Regions from separate parts of the Homo sapiens genome. Here region 1 is linked to region 2. The links are chromatin contacts, found by Hi-C or POLR2A ChIA-PET in ENCODE. All regions are on one chromosome and are shown on one strand. The core of a region is the stretch at or near the end of the contact, and the rest is flanking DNA. Distances in the headings are between cores, read along the strand shown.

Region 1 (7,183 bases), core at 784-3,283, 2.6 Mb before region 2:
AGAGAGAGTGCAATTTGAGATGGAGACAGTGATTGGGTTTTTACCTCAGAGAATCACAATCCTAGTCTATCTAGCTCCTCACCCAGCATATGAAGCGACGTCCTATGTCCCACACATGGTCAGTTTGCTGAAACACCTCCAGGAATGAGCAACTCCCTCCGGTTTGAAAAAAGCTCTGGTGGCTGAGTGCTGTGGCTCACACCTGTAATCCCAGCACTTCGGGAAGCCAAGGTGGGTGGATCACCTGAGGTCAGGAGTTTGAGACCAGCCTGGCCAACACGGTGAAACCCTGTCTCTATTAAAAATACAAAAATTAGCCGGGCGTGGTGGCAGGTGCCTGTAATCCCAGTTACTTGAGAGGCTGAGGCAGGAGAATCGCTTGAACCTGGGAGCCAGAGGTTGCAGTGAGCCGAGATTGCGCCGCTGCACTCCAGCCTGGGTGACAGAGCGAGACTCCATCTCGAAAAAAACAAAAACTTTGGTTGTTAGACAGTTCATGCACAAAGCCAAAATTTGTCCTTTATGTATCTTCTTTCCATAGTGCTTACTGGAGCCTTCCAAAATAATGTCTCCTCAAGGTGACAGCCCCTCAGGAATTTGAAGGCAATGGTCACACCCTCACCCACTTTCCTGAGTTTTTTCTGGTTTATTAACGTCAGTCTTTACAGTCAGTGCTCATTGACGGTGGTTTTCTCTGGTTGTTTCCTGAACACGTAGTGCTCTTAAAGCAATGCCCTGAGGAGAATACAATTCTCCAGGGGCATTCTGATTGGCAGGTGAAGCACAGTGCCATGTTCCCAGCACTGATTTGGGAAGTGGCTTGTCACATCCCACAGTGAACTCAGTCAACTGGAATGCCTAACTCTCTTTCATAAGACCTCCTGCTACATTATGTTTCTCCCAGACTGTACTCAGGTCCAAGAACAGAATTTACTAGTCTATCCTTCTCAAAGTTCATCATTAAATTCAGTCATTCATCCTAGCCTGTCACATCTACCTGGGGTCATTATTAGCTATCTCTTCTAGTTTCATATATCTAAACTGGTTCCATCGGTTCTATTTTATAATGCAAGTACGTAATAGGGTCACGGCTAAAGACACAGCCCTGGAAGGTACTGTTTTTCAAAATGTACTGTCAACTTACATTTCAGGGCCTCCTCCCAAGGAGAACATGAGACCACTTCATATCTGGAACTCTAGAAACACTGGCTGCAGCAATCAACCTCCTGTGCCAAGGCTGGCCCCACTCTTGTAGCATGGACACTGCTAGCTGGGTTCAAATCCCAGCTCCAGCAGTTGCCAGCGCTGGGTGACCTCGAGCAAGTGACTACTCCTCACTGGATTGTAGGAGAACTAAATGTGATAGTCATTATTTACAGTTCACCACACGCTCTTCACATCCGTTACCTCCCTGGATCCTCAAAATAACCTCATAATATTGGAAGGCCAACGGACTACTGTCTTTATTTTACAGACAGGGAAGCTGTGTCTTGTTCTTGGTACCCTGGCACCCCCATGGGAGATTCGGGCTCAGGGGATCCCCACGCCCGGCGGTCCCGCACCTGCAGGGGCACCCCTACCCCCGGCCGCCCCGTACCTGCAAACACTTGTACAGCACAAAAGCCGCGACGGCCGCGGTGTACAGCGCCCCCAGAGGCAGCGACCCGGCCCGGGTCCGCTCGCGTTGATCCTTGAGCGGTGGTCGCCGCCGGGGTTCCGTGGCTCCAGAGCCGGGGTGGGCTGCGTTCCCTGCGGAGGGAGGATACAGGCGAGTCAGCCGAGCTGGGGCCTGGGACCCGTGCGCAGTCCCAGCCCTCCTCCAGCAGCCCTAGCTGGTACCTGGGTGTGCCCGGAGGTCGGGATTGGCGCGGTCTCCTAGGACCCCGGACAGCGCAGACACAAGCAGCAGCCCCACCACACCCAAGAGCGAAACTGCGCCCGCCATTGCCGGCCCACGGGTGGAGGGATCGGGCGGGCGGTGCCGAAGCGGTCCGGCATTGGCCGGCCGCCCCAACGCGCACGCGCACGCGAGCAGGCCGGCCGGCTCCGGGGAGGCCACGCCCACTCCCCGTAGGGCGGGGCCAGACCATATTTGCATAAGATAGTGTCATTCTAGCTTTCCTGTATTTGTTCATTTCGTGTCTATTAGCTATTCTGCTAGCCACAATGCCTCTGAAAGCCTATAGTCTTAGAAAGTTATGCCCGAAAACGGTTTTTTTAATCTCACGCCACCAACTTTCTCACCCTAATCATAAAACACAATTTCTTTAGGGCTATAAAATACTACTCTGTGAAGCTGAGGACGTGGTTCGTGCTGAAGGCCTGTATCCTAGGCTACACACTGAGGACTCTGTTCCTCCCCTTTCCGCCTAGGGGAAAGTCCCCGGACCTCGGGCAGAGAGTGCCACGTGCATACGCACGTAGACATTCCCCGCTTCCCACTCCAAAGTCCGCCAAGAAGCGTATCCCGCTGAGCGGCGTGGCGCGGGGGCGTCATCCGTCAGCTCCCTCTAGTTACGCAGGCAGTGCGTGTCCGCGCACCAACCACACGGGGCTCATTCTCAGCGCGGCTGTTTTTTGTTCCCGAGACCACGGCTCACTGCAGCCTCGACCTCCCCGGGCTCACGCGATGCCTCACCTCAGGCTCCCAAGTAGTTGGGACCGCAGGCGCACGCCATCATGCCTGGCTAATTTTTGTATTTTTTGTAGAGACGGATTTTCACCTGTTGCCCAGGCTGGTCTCGAACGCCTGGTGTCAAGCGATCAGTCCACCTCGCCCTCCCAAAGTGCTGGGATTACAGGCGTGACACCGCGCCCGGTCAACGCGGCTGCTTTTCATGCGCGGGCAGCTTTACGCTGTTCTTGGCCTTGCTATGAAGTCCTTGTGCTCATTACTCCAAATATGGAGCATTCCTGAAACAGCCTCCTCTTCTACCTCCCTCTCCCTTTGGCAAACGCCATAGTAGCCACCATTCACTGTGTAGCTGGTACACAACATATGGACTCTGCTTGGGCTAGAATCCTGCCTCCTGTACTCAAGAGCGGTGACCTTGTGAAACTTAGTTCTCTCTCCGTGCCTTCCTTTCCACTCTGAGGAATGAAGATAAGCACTTACTTCAAGAGCTATGATGATTAAATGGGATCACTCAAGTTAGAACCGTGCCTACTTATTAGTGATTTTTTTTTTTTTGGAACGGCGGGTCGCTCTCTTGCCCAGGCTGGTCTTAAACTCCTGGGATCCTCCCGCTTCAGCCTCCCGGGTAGTTGACATTACAGGCACGTGCCACCCCGACGGACTCTAGTGATTTTTTAACTTGAGCAGCTACTACTGTAAGCCAGACAGTTGAAATTACACTGACTCTCCCTGACATGCCGCTGCATTCCCTTTCTGCATACTGGGTTCTACACGACCTTCAGTTCTCAGCTCAAGTGTGTTCCCATCATTCGGAACCCTTAATTCAACTTCTAATTTATTCTTTAGTGCCGCTATTTCACTTTCTTCAATACCACTAGACAAGCAGTCCCCAACCTTTTTGGCATCAGGGACCGGTTTCGTGGAAGACAATTTTTCCATGGACGAAGCGGGGTGGAGGGATGGTTTCCGGATGAAACTGTTCCACTTCAGATCGTCAAGCATTAGATTCTCACGAGGAGCGTGCAACCTAGATCCCTCCCATGCACAGTTCACAATATGGTTCGCGCTCCTATGAGAATCTAATGCCGTGCTCATCTGACAGGAGGCGGAGCTCAGGCGGTAATGATTGCTGGCCCCACTGCCCACATCCTGCTATGTGGCCCGGAGCCTAACAGGCCACAGGCTGGTGCTGGCCTGTGGCCGGGTGTTGGAGACCCTTGAGCTAGGCTGGTCCTAAATTCCACAAGGGCAGGAGCCACCTCTCTTTTTTCTTTACCATTTTACTCCCAGAGCCTAGCACAGCACGTGGCGCCTGGCGATAGCAGGCACTCAATGAATCGTTGTTGAATGAAATTAATGAATGGTTAAAATGACCCAAAAGGGTAATATAGTTAAGCTCTTTCAAAGAATGAGGCAACTGCAATTCAGCAAGGTTAAGTATGCTACTAATCAGGTAAGAGGCAGGGTGGTGATTTCACCAGTTTTTTGCCTGTCTCTATACCTTCTGTCGAACAGCCTTTCCCCATCCTTGTCTTCCATGACTTCACCAGGCAGGCAGGTATTCCTTCTGTTCCACAGAGCCTTCCATGGTCTCTTAATTGGGATACACTGGGTCATCTGTCTAGTTAGATCAAGAGCTCCCTGACATGAAACCATTTCCATTCATCACATTTTTATCTCCAGAGCCTGGCATACAAACAGGCAATCAGTACATCATGTGTGTTAAATAAATGAATGAAGCCAAGATCGGTGGCTTATGCCTCTAATCCCAGCACTTTGGGAGGCCGAGGCAGGAGGATCACCTGAGGTCAAGAGTTTGAGACCAGCCTGGCCAACATGGCTAAATCTCGTCTCTATTAAAAATAGAAAAATTAGCCGGGTGTGGTGGCGGGCGCCTGCAGTCCCAGCTATTTGGGAGGCTGAGACAGGAGAATCACGGGAACCTGGGAGGTGGAGGTTGCAGTAAGCCGAAATCGTGCCACTGCACTCCAGCCTGGGCAAACGAGTGAGACACCGCCTCAGAAAAACAAAACAAAAACAAAAATTAACCAGGTGTGGTGGCCAGCACCTGTAATCCCAGCTATTCAGGAGGCCGAGGCATAAGAATAGCTTCAACCTGGGAGGCGGAGGTTGCAGTGAACAGAGATCGCGCCACTGCACTCCAGCCTCAGTGTCAGAGCAAGACTCCATCTCTAAATAAATAAATAAATAAATAAATAAATAAATAAATAAATGAAATATGGGTGTGTCTTCTTGTTTTTCCTGAAAGGAGGAGGAAGGGCAGGACAGGGAGAAACCCTCACCAAGGGGAGTTATCATAGTGTAGTTCAAGGGTCCCCAACACTATTGGTCCATGGCCTGTTAGGAACTGGGCCGCACAGCAGGAGGTGAGCAGCGGAGGAGCAAGGGTGAGCGGCGGAGTAGCGAGGGAAGCTTCATCTGTATATACAGCCACTCTCCATCCTGGCATTACCGCCTGAGCTCTGTCTCCTGTCAGATCAGTGCAGTGTTAGATTCTCATAGGGCCACGAACCCTATTGTGAATTGTGCATGCACGTGATGTTGTGGGCTCCTTATGAAAATCTAGGCCAGGTGCAGTGGCTGATGCCTGTAATCCCAGCACTTTGGGAAGCCAAGGTGGGTGGATCTCTTGAGGCCAGGAGTTCAAGACCAGCCTGGACAATATGGTTAAAAAAAAAAAAAAGTCTCTAATAAAAATACAAAAATTAGCTGCGCATGGTGGCGCATGCCTGTAATCCTAGCTACTTGGGAGGCTGAGGCATAAGAATTGCTTGAACCCAGGAGGCGAGGTTGCAGTGAGCCAAGATTGCACCACTGCACTCCAGCCTGGGTGACAGAGCGAGACCCTGTCAAAAAAACAAAACAGAACAAAAAAACCACAATACCTGATGATCTGAGGTGGAACAGTTTTATCCCAAAACCATCCCCTCCTCCCATACTCCTGTGCATGGAAAAATTGTCTCCCACAAAACCTGTCCCTGGTGCCAAAACGGCTGGGGACCAGTGGTCTAGCTGATGACCCAGTGACAGCCTGGGTACGCAAAGCAGGGTAATAGAAATCTTGAATCTAAGCCAGTTGGCACAGTCGGTGTAAATAAGGGGTTCAGGCCAGATATAATAATGATAAGTGGTCCCCAACTGATTATTGCCTTTAGAGAACTCAGGGCACTATTGCCAGATCTTTTTTTGAAGGAATCAACAAATTAGAATTTTAAAAATTTGAAATCTCCCAATTTTTAACTGTTGACAAGGAATCAGTGGCATACTTAGCATATTTGACACCAAGTGGTCTTTGTGTGTGTGTGTGTGTGTGTGTGTGTGTGTGTGTGTGTGTGAGAGAGAGAGAGAGAGACAGGGTCTCCCTCTGCTGCCCAGTCAGGAGTGCAGTGGTGAGACCATGGCTCACTGCAGCCCCAAATTTCTTGGATCAGCCTCCTGAGTACCTGGGACTGCAGGTGCACACCACCATGCCCAGCTAATTTGTGTGTTTTTTTGTTGTTGTTTTTTGTTTGTTTGTTTGTTTGTTTTTTGTAGAGACCAGGGTATTGCCCAGGCTGGTCTTGAACTTCTGGCCTCAAGGAATCTGCCTGCCTCAGCCTCCCAAAGTACTGGGATTACAAGTGTGAGCCACCTTGCCTGTTCCGGATCATTTAAAAAACATTTTTCTTTCTTTTCTGTCTTTTTTTTTTTTTTTTTTTGAGACAAGCTCTCACTCTGTTGCCCAGGCTGGAGTGGTGCAGTGGCACAATCATGGCTTACTGCTGCCTCTATCTCCCAGGCTCAAGCAATCTTCCCACTTCAGCCTCTTAAGTAGCTGTGACTACAGGCACACATGCCCCCATGCCTCGCTAATTTTTTAATTTTTTGCAGAGATGGGAATCTCACTATGTTGGTTAGGCTGGTCTCAAACTCTTGGGCCCAAGCTATCCTCCCACCTCAGCCTCTCAAAGTGCTGTGATTACAGGTGTGAGCCATCACACCTGGCCCAAATTTTTCTTTCTTTCTTTTTTTTTTTTTTTTTGAGATGGAGTCTTGCTCTGTCGCCCAGGCTGCAGTGCAGTGGAGTGATCTTGGCTCACTGCAGCCTCCACCTCCTGGGTTTAAGCAATTCTTGTGCCTCAGCCTCCAGAGTAGCTGGGATTACAGGTACCTGCCACCATGCCCGGCTAATTTTTGTATTTTTAGTAGAGACGAGGTTTCACCATGTTGACCAGGCTGCTCTCAAACTCCTGACCTCAGGTGATCCACCCACCTCAGCATCCCAAAGTGCTGGGATTACAGGCGTGAGCCACCATGCCCAGACCCAAATTTTTCTTGTTTTCTTTCTTTTTTTGGGGGTGGGGGGCAGGGTCTCACTCTGTTGCCCAGGCTGGAGTGCAGAGGCTTGATCTTGGCTCACTGAAACCTCTACCTCCTAGGCTCAAGCAATCCTCCCACCTCAGCCTCTCGAGTAGCTGGGACCACAGGCGTGCACCATCACACCTGGCTAATTTTTTGTATTTTTGGTAAAGACGGGGTTTTGCCATG
Region 2 (7,383 bases), core at 453-2,952:
TGGCCAGATTTATTATTACTGTGCTGCAAATAATTTTTACAATTTATATACAACAGCAATAAAATATTTAAAAATAGGTTTTATGTATGAAGTTCACTGATATCTCTACATTTCATTTGTCACTACAAATGTAATAATGTGTTTGACCTAAAGTCCCGTGACAGGGCGTGGTGGCTCATGCCAGTAATCCCAGCACTTTGGGTGGCTGAGGTGGGAGGATTGCTTGAGCTGGAGGGGTCGAGGCTGCAGTGTGCCACGATCGAGACACTGCACTCCAGCATGGGCAACAAAGCGAGTCCTTGATTCAAAAAAACGCAAAACCAACCAACCAACCAAAATCCTCAATTAACTCTTCCTATAAATTTTGGCTAGTGTTATGTTGGTTTTGAATGTATTAATATCCCATCAGGTATTGCATATTCAGCCTCATCTTAAATCTAATCAACTAATTACATCAAACGAAAGCAACATTGGCTGGGCGCAGTGACTCACGCCTGTAATCCCAGCACTTTGGGAGACCGAGGCGGGCGGATCACGAGGTCAGGAGTTCGAGAACAGCCTGACCAACATAGTGAAATCCCATCTCTACTAAAAATACAAAAAATTAGCCTGGCGTGATGGCAAGAAACCTGTAATCCCAGCTACTCCGGAGGCTGAGGCAAGAGAATCTCCTGAACCCGGGAGGCAGAGTTTGCAGTGAGCCGAGATCGCGCCATTGTGCTCTTCAGCCCGGGCGACAGTGCGAGATTCCGTCTCAAAAAAAAAGCAATCTTTCCAAACCAGTGCTCTTTCTTTTCTTTCTTTTCTTTTCTTTCTTTTCTTCTTTCTTTTCTTTGCTTTTCTTACTACAATCTTATCACCACTACTTTTCTTTTCTTCTTTTGAGACGGAATTTTGCTCTCCTTGCCCAGGCTGGAGTGCAATGGTGTGATCTCGGCTCACCGCATCCACCTCCAGAGGTGAAACGATTCTCCTGCCACAGACTCCCGAGTAGCTGAGATTACAGGCGCCCCCGCCACCACGCCCGGCTAATTTTTTGTATTTTTAGTAGAGACGGGGCTTCACCATGTTGCCCAGGCTGGTCTCGAACTCGCGCGCTGGGAGTACAGGCGCGAGCCACCGCGCTCCGCCCCAGCGCTTTTCTTTTTCAGTACATTTGTGAGCTGTATGGCGCCCGGTGCTTTTTTTCTTTTTCTTTTCTATCTTTCTTTTTTTTTTTTTTTTTTTTTTGAGACGGAGTTGCGCTCTTGTTTTCCATGCTGGGGTGCAATGGCGCGATCTCGGCTCACCGCAACCTCCGCCTCCTGGGTTCAAGCGATTCTCCTGCCTCAGGCTCCCGAGTAGGGATTACAGGCATGCGCCACTACGCCCGGCTAATTTTGTATTTTTAGTAGAGACGGGGGTTTCTCCATGTTGGTCAGGCTGGTCTCGAACTCACGACCTCAGGTGATCGCCCGCCTCGGCCTTCCAAAGTGTTGGGATTACAAGCGTGAGCCACCGCACCCGGCTCCGGCCTGCTTTTAAACAGTCTTCCTCCTGATGCGTATTTCTCTGGGGCAGGGGCATAAACTCCGCCCTCTGACAGCCCCTGAGGGCTCCGCCCCTACGCGAACCTCGCCCCTACTCTTCGTTCACTCTATCTCCAGAGCGGGAGCCAGACGCCGACCCAAGCGGAAGTGACGTTAGGTGTCCGCCGGAGGTGTCGTTGGTGTGTTGCGCGACTGGCCTTGAGGGAGAGCTGGGGCCTGCTCCCGGAGAGATACGGCTATGTCGATCGAAATCGAATCTTCGGAGTGAGTCCTGCGGTGGGGATGTTCGCGCCTTGCCGGGGGCCTGGAGGTTAAGGGTGTGGGGCGGAGGGTACTCGGGAGAAGGCATCCGAGAGGCCAGGGAGTGGAGGGCCATTTCCTTGCCCCCAAAGAAGCATCTTGGATCTCGCTACCTCGGAGGTGGGCCCACAGGAAAGTAGCAGCTCTCAGACGTGAAGCCCAAAACCTCGAGGGAGGTGGCACGGGTGGGGAAAACACACCTTGCAGACCTAAGTTCTGTCCTTGGCCGACTGCTGGCGCGCTGTGATTGACCAAATTAAGGATCCACTCTGGACTCCAGTCTAATTATCTGCGCAAGGGGATAGGTCTCTTTAAGCCTTGCTTCTCTCCCTGTCCAGCTTATGCAATGTGATTCGTTGTCTCTGCTTATACGGCCCCTTTGCTTTTCTCTGCCTAGCGTTTATCACTCAGTATTGTCACTGTTTGATAACCTCACCCCAAACTAGCCTTTGTCGGTGCCTAGGAGCTCCTTTTCCTTGTGGTCTCAGTGTCTAGCATACCTTAGAGGAAGAGTTAATTGCTTTTGGAATGAATGAACAACTAGCTTTTGGAATGAATGAACAACTATCAGGCCCGATCTGGCACGGAATTTTGGGTTGTCTGGGGAGAGACAGACTGGAGACTGGGCTAGAAAGAAAAATTTTCAAGGAATAGGGGATGAGAATTAGTGACTAAAGAAGACCTTAGTGTGCTTTTCCAGAACTCCATCCTCCACCTGTCCTTGCCAACACTTAATAATAATTAAATTAACAGACATAAAAATTGTGTCTGAGTGTAAGGGAGGGAGAGGACCTTTTTTGGAGACTTTTCATAGGAGGAAGGGAGGTTTATGCATTCAGCAAATACTGAAATGATGTTAACCTACTTGTCCAAGGTCACATAACTTTGATTCAAATCCCAGACTATCTTCAAAGCTTCTAGCTCTTTATGTATTCATTTCTGTTTGAAGGTAGGGAATTTGATTTTGGCTATGTCAAATGTGAGCTGTTTGAGGAGAGAGATGACTTATTTTGGGAGTGTAAAATGGAAGTCAACGGACATGTGCTAAGGAAGATAGTATCATAGCAGAATAACAGGGGTCTAAGTCTGGATACCTGCATACCTCATAAAGGGGCCATGAGAGAAAAAGACTACTGCAGGTAGCAGCAATCAGTTCCCTTTTTTTTTTTTGAGACGGAGTCTCACTCTGTCACCCAGGCTGGAATGCAGTGGCGCGATCTCCGCTCACTGCAAGCACCGCCTCCCACGTTCACGCCATTCTCCTGCCTCAGCCTCCCGAGTAGCTGGGACTACAGGCGCCCACCACCATGCCCGGCTAATTTTTTTGTATTTTTAGTAGAGACGGGGTTTCACCGTGTTAGCCAGGATGGTCTCGATCTCCTGACCTTGTGATCTGCCCGCCTCGGCCTTCCAAAGTGGTGAGATTACAGGCGTGAGCCACCGCGGCCGGCCTATAGTTGTTTTTAAGAAGAGGGGCCAGGTGCGGTGGCTCACACCTGTCATCTCAACACTTTGGGAAGCTGAGGTGGATGGATCACTTGAGCCCAGAAGTTTGAGACCAGCATGGTCAACATGGCAAAACCACGTCTCTACAAAAAATACAACAATTAGCCAGTGTGGTGGTGCATGCCTGTGGTCTCAGCTACTCGGGAGGCTGAGGTGAGAGGATCACCTGATCCCAGGAGGCCCAGGCTGCAGTCAGCCACAATCACGCCACTATTCTGTCCAGCCTGAGCGATGCAAGTGACCATTTCTCAAAAAAAAAAAAAAAAAAGAGGATGTTTGCTTTCTCCTCAGGAATACATGCTCTAGAGCCACACTGCCAGTTTGAGTCCTGATTTTTCCACTTATTATCTCTATTATCTGATCAAATCCTCATCTGTAAATTGGGGATAAAAGTAAACTTACCTCATAGGTTTTATTTTATTTATTTTTTTGAGACAAGGTCTTGCTCTCTTTCCCAGGCTAGAGTGCAGTGGCATGATCACGGCTCACTGCAGCCTCAACCTTATGGATACAAGCAATCCTCCCACCCCAGCTTCCCAGGTAGCTGGGACCACAAGCACACACTATCATGCCTAGCTAATTTTTTTTTTTGTGTGTGTGTGTGTGTAGAGAAGGGGTCTTCTTATGTTGCCCATGCTGGTCTTGAACTCATGGGCTCAAGGGATCCTCCCACATCAACATCCCAAGTAGCTGGGACTACAGGCACATGCCACCATGTTTGGCTAATTTAAAAAAAAATTTGTAGAGATGGGGTCTCACAGCTGCCTGATCTGGTCTCAAACCTCCTGGTTTCCAGCCAATCCTCCTGCCTCAGCCTCCCAAATTACTGAGATTACAGTCATGAGCCAGCATGCCCAACCTCATTTAGATTATTTTGTATAAATAACTAGTCTAGTCATTTAAAGTATTTCAGTGAAGTGTGCTACAATATAATTACAAGAATGAATAGGAAACTAGGCTCTGGATTAGGAAATAAGATAGTCACCTTGACACCAACTCCCTTTCTAGCTGACTGAGACATTAGGCAAATGATTTCCTTTCCTTGAACCCCAGTTCTGTCTCTATGGTTAGGGGGGGTCCCCTTATAATTTAGATTCTGTGATTTTGGAAAATTTTACTCACATGATAAAGAAATAGTAGTGAAAGGAAGATGATTGAGTAGGAGCTTGATAGGCTTTATTTTTGACCTCTGGTGAGTGAGAATCCCTGAGCTGAACGATTTGTTTTCTTTCAGTGTGATCCGCCTTATTATGCAGTACTTGAAGGAGAACAGTTTACATCGGGCGTTAGCCACCTTGCAGGAGGAGACTACTGTGTCTCTGAATACTGTGGACAGCATTGAGAGTTTTGTGGCTGACATTAACAGTGGCCATTGGGATACTGTGTTGCAGGCTATACAGTCTCTGAAATTGCCAGACAAAACCCTCATTGACCTCTATGAACAGGTAAGAGTGGTGGTGATGCTGATCCCCATGGGTTGGTTCGTTGTGGGCCAGCTCCCCAACTAAAAAGCGTCAGTGAGCATTCCTTCAAGCACGGTAGGGCTGCATCAGCCCATACAACAATGGCAAGGCTTGACATTGTATTTTTTCTCCCTTCTTGGAAAATCCAGGATTTCCCAAATTAAAATTCTTTCCTTTTTTTGAGACTGGATCTTGTTCTGTTACCCACTCTGGAGTGCAGTGGCAAGATCACAGCTTGCTGCATCCTCCATTTCCAGGATCAATCCTTCCTCCTGCCTCAGCCTCCTGAGTAGCTAGGAACACAGGCACGCACCACCACGCCTGCCTAATTTTTGCATTTTTCTGTAGAGACAGGATCTCACCATAATACCCAGGGTGGTCTCAAACTCCTGGGCTCAAGCAGTTCGCCAGCCTTGACTTTCCAAAGGGCTGGGATTACAGGCACGAGAGAGCCTCAACTTTCTAATCACATAGTTAGTCTTTCTGATAACTAGCTCCTACCTATCCTGAGCCATTTCCTTTGCACAAACCCAGGTGTGATTCAAGGGGCCCAGGAGTAACAAAGATACCCCTATCACTGGTCAAATTCCAAGAAGCTCCAAGCCAAGAACCTAGGACAAAGATCAGACAAATTTGTGATTATAAAACAGCAGAGTAGACTTTCTGGAAATAAGATTGTAATTTGAAGTAAAAGTAGTGAAATTGGTTTTTGGTTTTTGTTTACGGGTTTTTTTTTTTGTTTTTTTTTTGAGACAGAGTCTCACTGTGTTACCCAGGCTGGAGTGCAGTGGTGCGATCTCTGCTCACTGCAACCTCCATCTCCGGGGTTCAAGCGATTCTCCTGCCTCAGCCTCCCGAGTAGCTGGGATTACAGGCGTGCATCACCACGCCCAGCTAAGTTTTGTGTTTAGTAGAGACGGGGTTTCACCACATTGGCCAGGCTGGTCTCCAACTCCTGACCTCAAGTGATCCACCTGCCTCAGCCTCCCAAATGCTGGGATTACAGGTGTGAGCTGCCGTGTCTGGGCAGTTTGTTTCTTTACAATCCGTATGAGTTCAATAATTCCCAAAGAAAATTTTGGTAACTGGAGAAAGGTTTCTCTGGAGCCCATGGGTATATTCCCATCTTTAGCTTTCTTTGGCATCTACATTCTGAGCAAGAAGCCTGAGAGGAGGGGAGATTGGTAGATAAAAATGAAGGATAGAGTTTGAAGGATTGAAATTATTATTTATTTATTTATTGAGACAGATCTCGCTCTGTCGCCCAGGCCAGAGTACAGTAGCATGAGCTTGGCTCACTGCACTCTCCGCCTCTCGGGTTCAAGCAATTCTCCTGCCTCAGCCTCCCAAGTAGCTGGAATTACAGGCATATACCACCACACCCAGCTAATTTTTTTTGTATTTTTAGTAGAGAGTCTGTTTCACCACGTTGGCCAGGCTGGTTTCGAACTGCTGACCTCAAGTGATCCGCCCATCTTGGCCTCCCACAGTGTTAGGATTATAGGCATGAGCCACCAAGCCCACCAAGTCCACCTGAAATTGCTAGTGAAAATGGAAAGGGGCACTTCCTGGTATTGGAAATCCTTTGACAGGCCATATCTGTGTTAGATATTTTACCGAAAAATATTAATAAGACGGTGTGTTGAAACATCTGGGGTTTTTTTTGTTTTTTTTTAATTGTCCAGGTTGTTCTGGAATTGATAGAGCTCCGTGAATTGGGTGCTGCCAGGTCACTTTTGAGACAGACTGATCCCATGATCATGTTAAAACAAACACAGCCAGAGCGATATATTCATCTGGAGAACCTTTTGGCCAGGTCTTACTTTGATCCTCGTGAGGTATGACTGTGGTAATGAAAAGGAACTTTTTGTTAACTTTGGAAATGAAATAACATGATCTTTTTTTTTTTTTTTTACCATTTTATTGTATACTCTTTGTGATTTTGATTTAATTTTTGAGAATGATGCTTCTCTGTTTATATATGTTGGCTGAAATTTGCGTATGTTAAAGAGAATAATTTTGTTCAGTTTTCTGATTATTTGAGTCTTCTATACACCTCAGTTTAGAGGATTGCGTGTTGGTTAGTAAAAAAAGCAGAACATTTTATTCTGATGTCATTTCCACATTAGCCCTCCCCGAAGTGCTGCCTGACTGCTGGTATGTTCACTGATCATTTGTGTGTCTTGCCCCTAACAATTGTAGTTTCCTTCTAGCCTTTTTAGTCCCTAGAAGCTTTTGTTTCTTCGCGGATTATGCTTACCAGTAGAGCATGATGATAGTCTTTTATTCTTCCAAAACGTTATTATCTGTATAGTTTCATTCTTCCTAAACCTTATTATCTGTATGGTTTCATTCTTCCTGCCCACCCCCCCAGCCTTTTACTAGAGGTTTGTCAAAATAGGAGGAAAAAGGATTAAAAAAAATTTTTTATGGGTACATAGTAGGTGTATATATTTATGGGGTACATGAGATATTTTGATATAGGCATGCAGTGCATAATGAGGGTAAATGGAGTATCCATCACCTCAAGCATGTATCCTTTGTGTTACAAACAATTCAATTCTTTCAGTTATTTTAAAATGTAT

Evidence for each region. A loop is a pair of places that touch in the nucleus more often than their neighbours do. ChIA-PET counts read pairs that join two places held with the same protein, here RNA polymerase II (POLR2A). Pooled maps may share reads with other maps.
Region 1: a loop to region 2 is called in a pooled map, with 2.2 times the contacts of the local background. The contact joins the promoter of CCDC107 here to the promoter of SMU1 in region 2. A Hi-C loop is called at or near these places in 1 of 50 pooled maps. POLR2A ChIA-PET finds 5 or more read pairs at or near these places in 2 of 52 experiments (A673 and activated CD4-positive, alpha-beta T cell).

What each region holds. Positions count from the first base shown.
Region 1 is chr9:35,653,142-35,660,324 of GRCh38, reverse strand. It overlaps CCDC107 (coiled-coil domain containing 107), which reads right to left and starts at 2,033. Exons shown (of 5, transcript NM_174923.3): 1 at 1,840-2,033; 2 at 1,598-1,749. The coding sequence starts at 1,945. It overlaps ARHGEF39 (Rho guanine nucleotide exchange factor 39), which reads left to right. Exons shown (of 9, transcript NM_032818.3): 9 at 1-982. It also overlaps RMRP. RefSeq lists a silencer at 1,911-2,170 and enhancers at 2,253-2,760, 2,761-3,269.
Region 2 is chr9:33,070,993-33,078,375 of GRCh38, reverse strand. It overlaps SMU1 (SMU1 DNA replication regulator and spliceosomal factor), which reads left to right and starts at 1,702. Exons shown (of 12, transcript NM_018225.3): 1 at 1,702-1,793; 2 at 4,570-4,780; 3 at 6,484-6,636. The coding sequence starts at 1,768. RefSeq lists enhancers at 1,321-1,520, 1,691-1,840.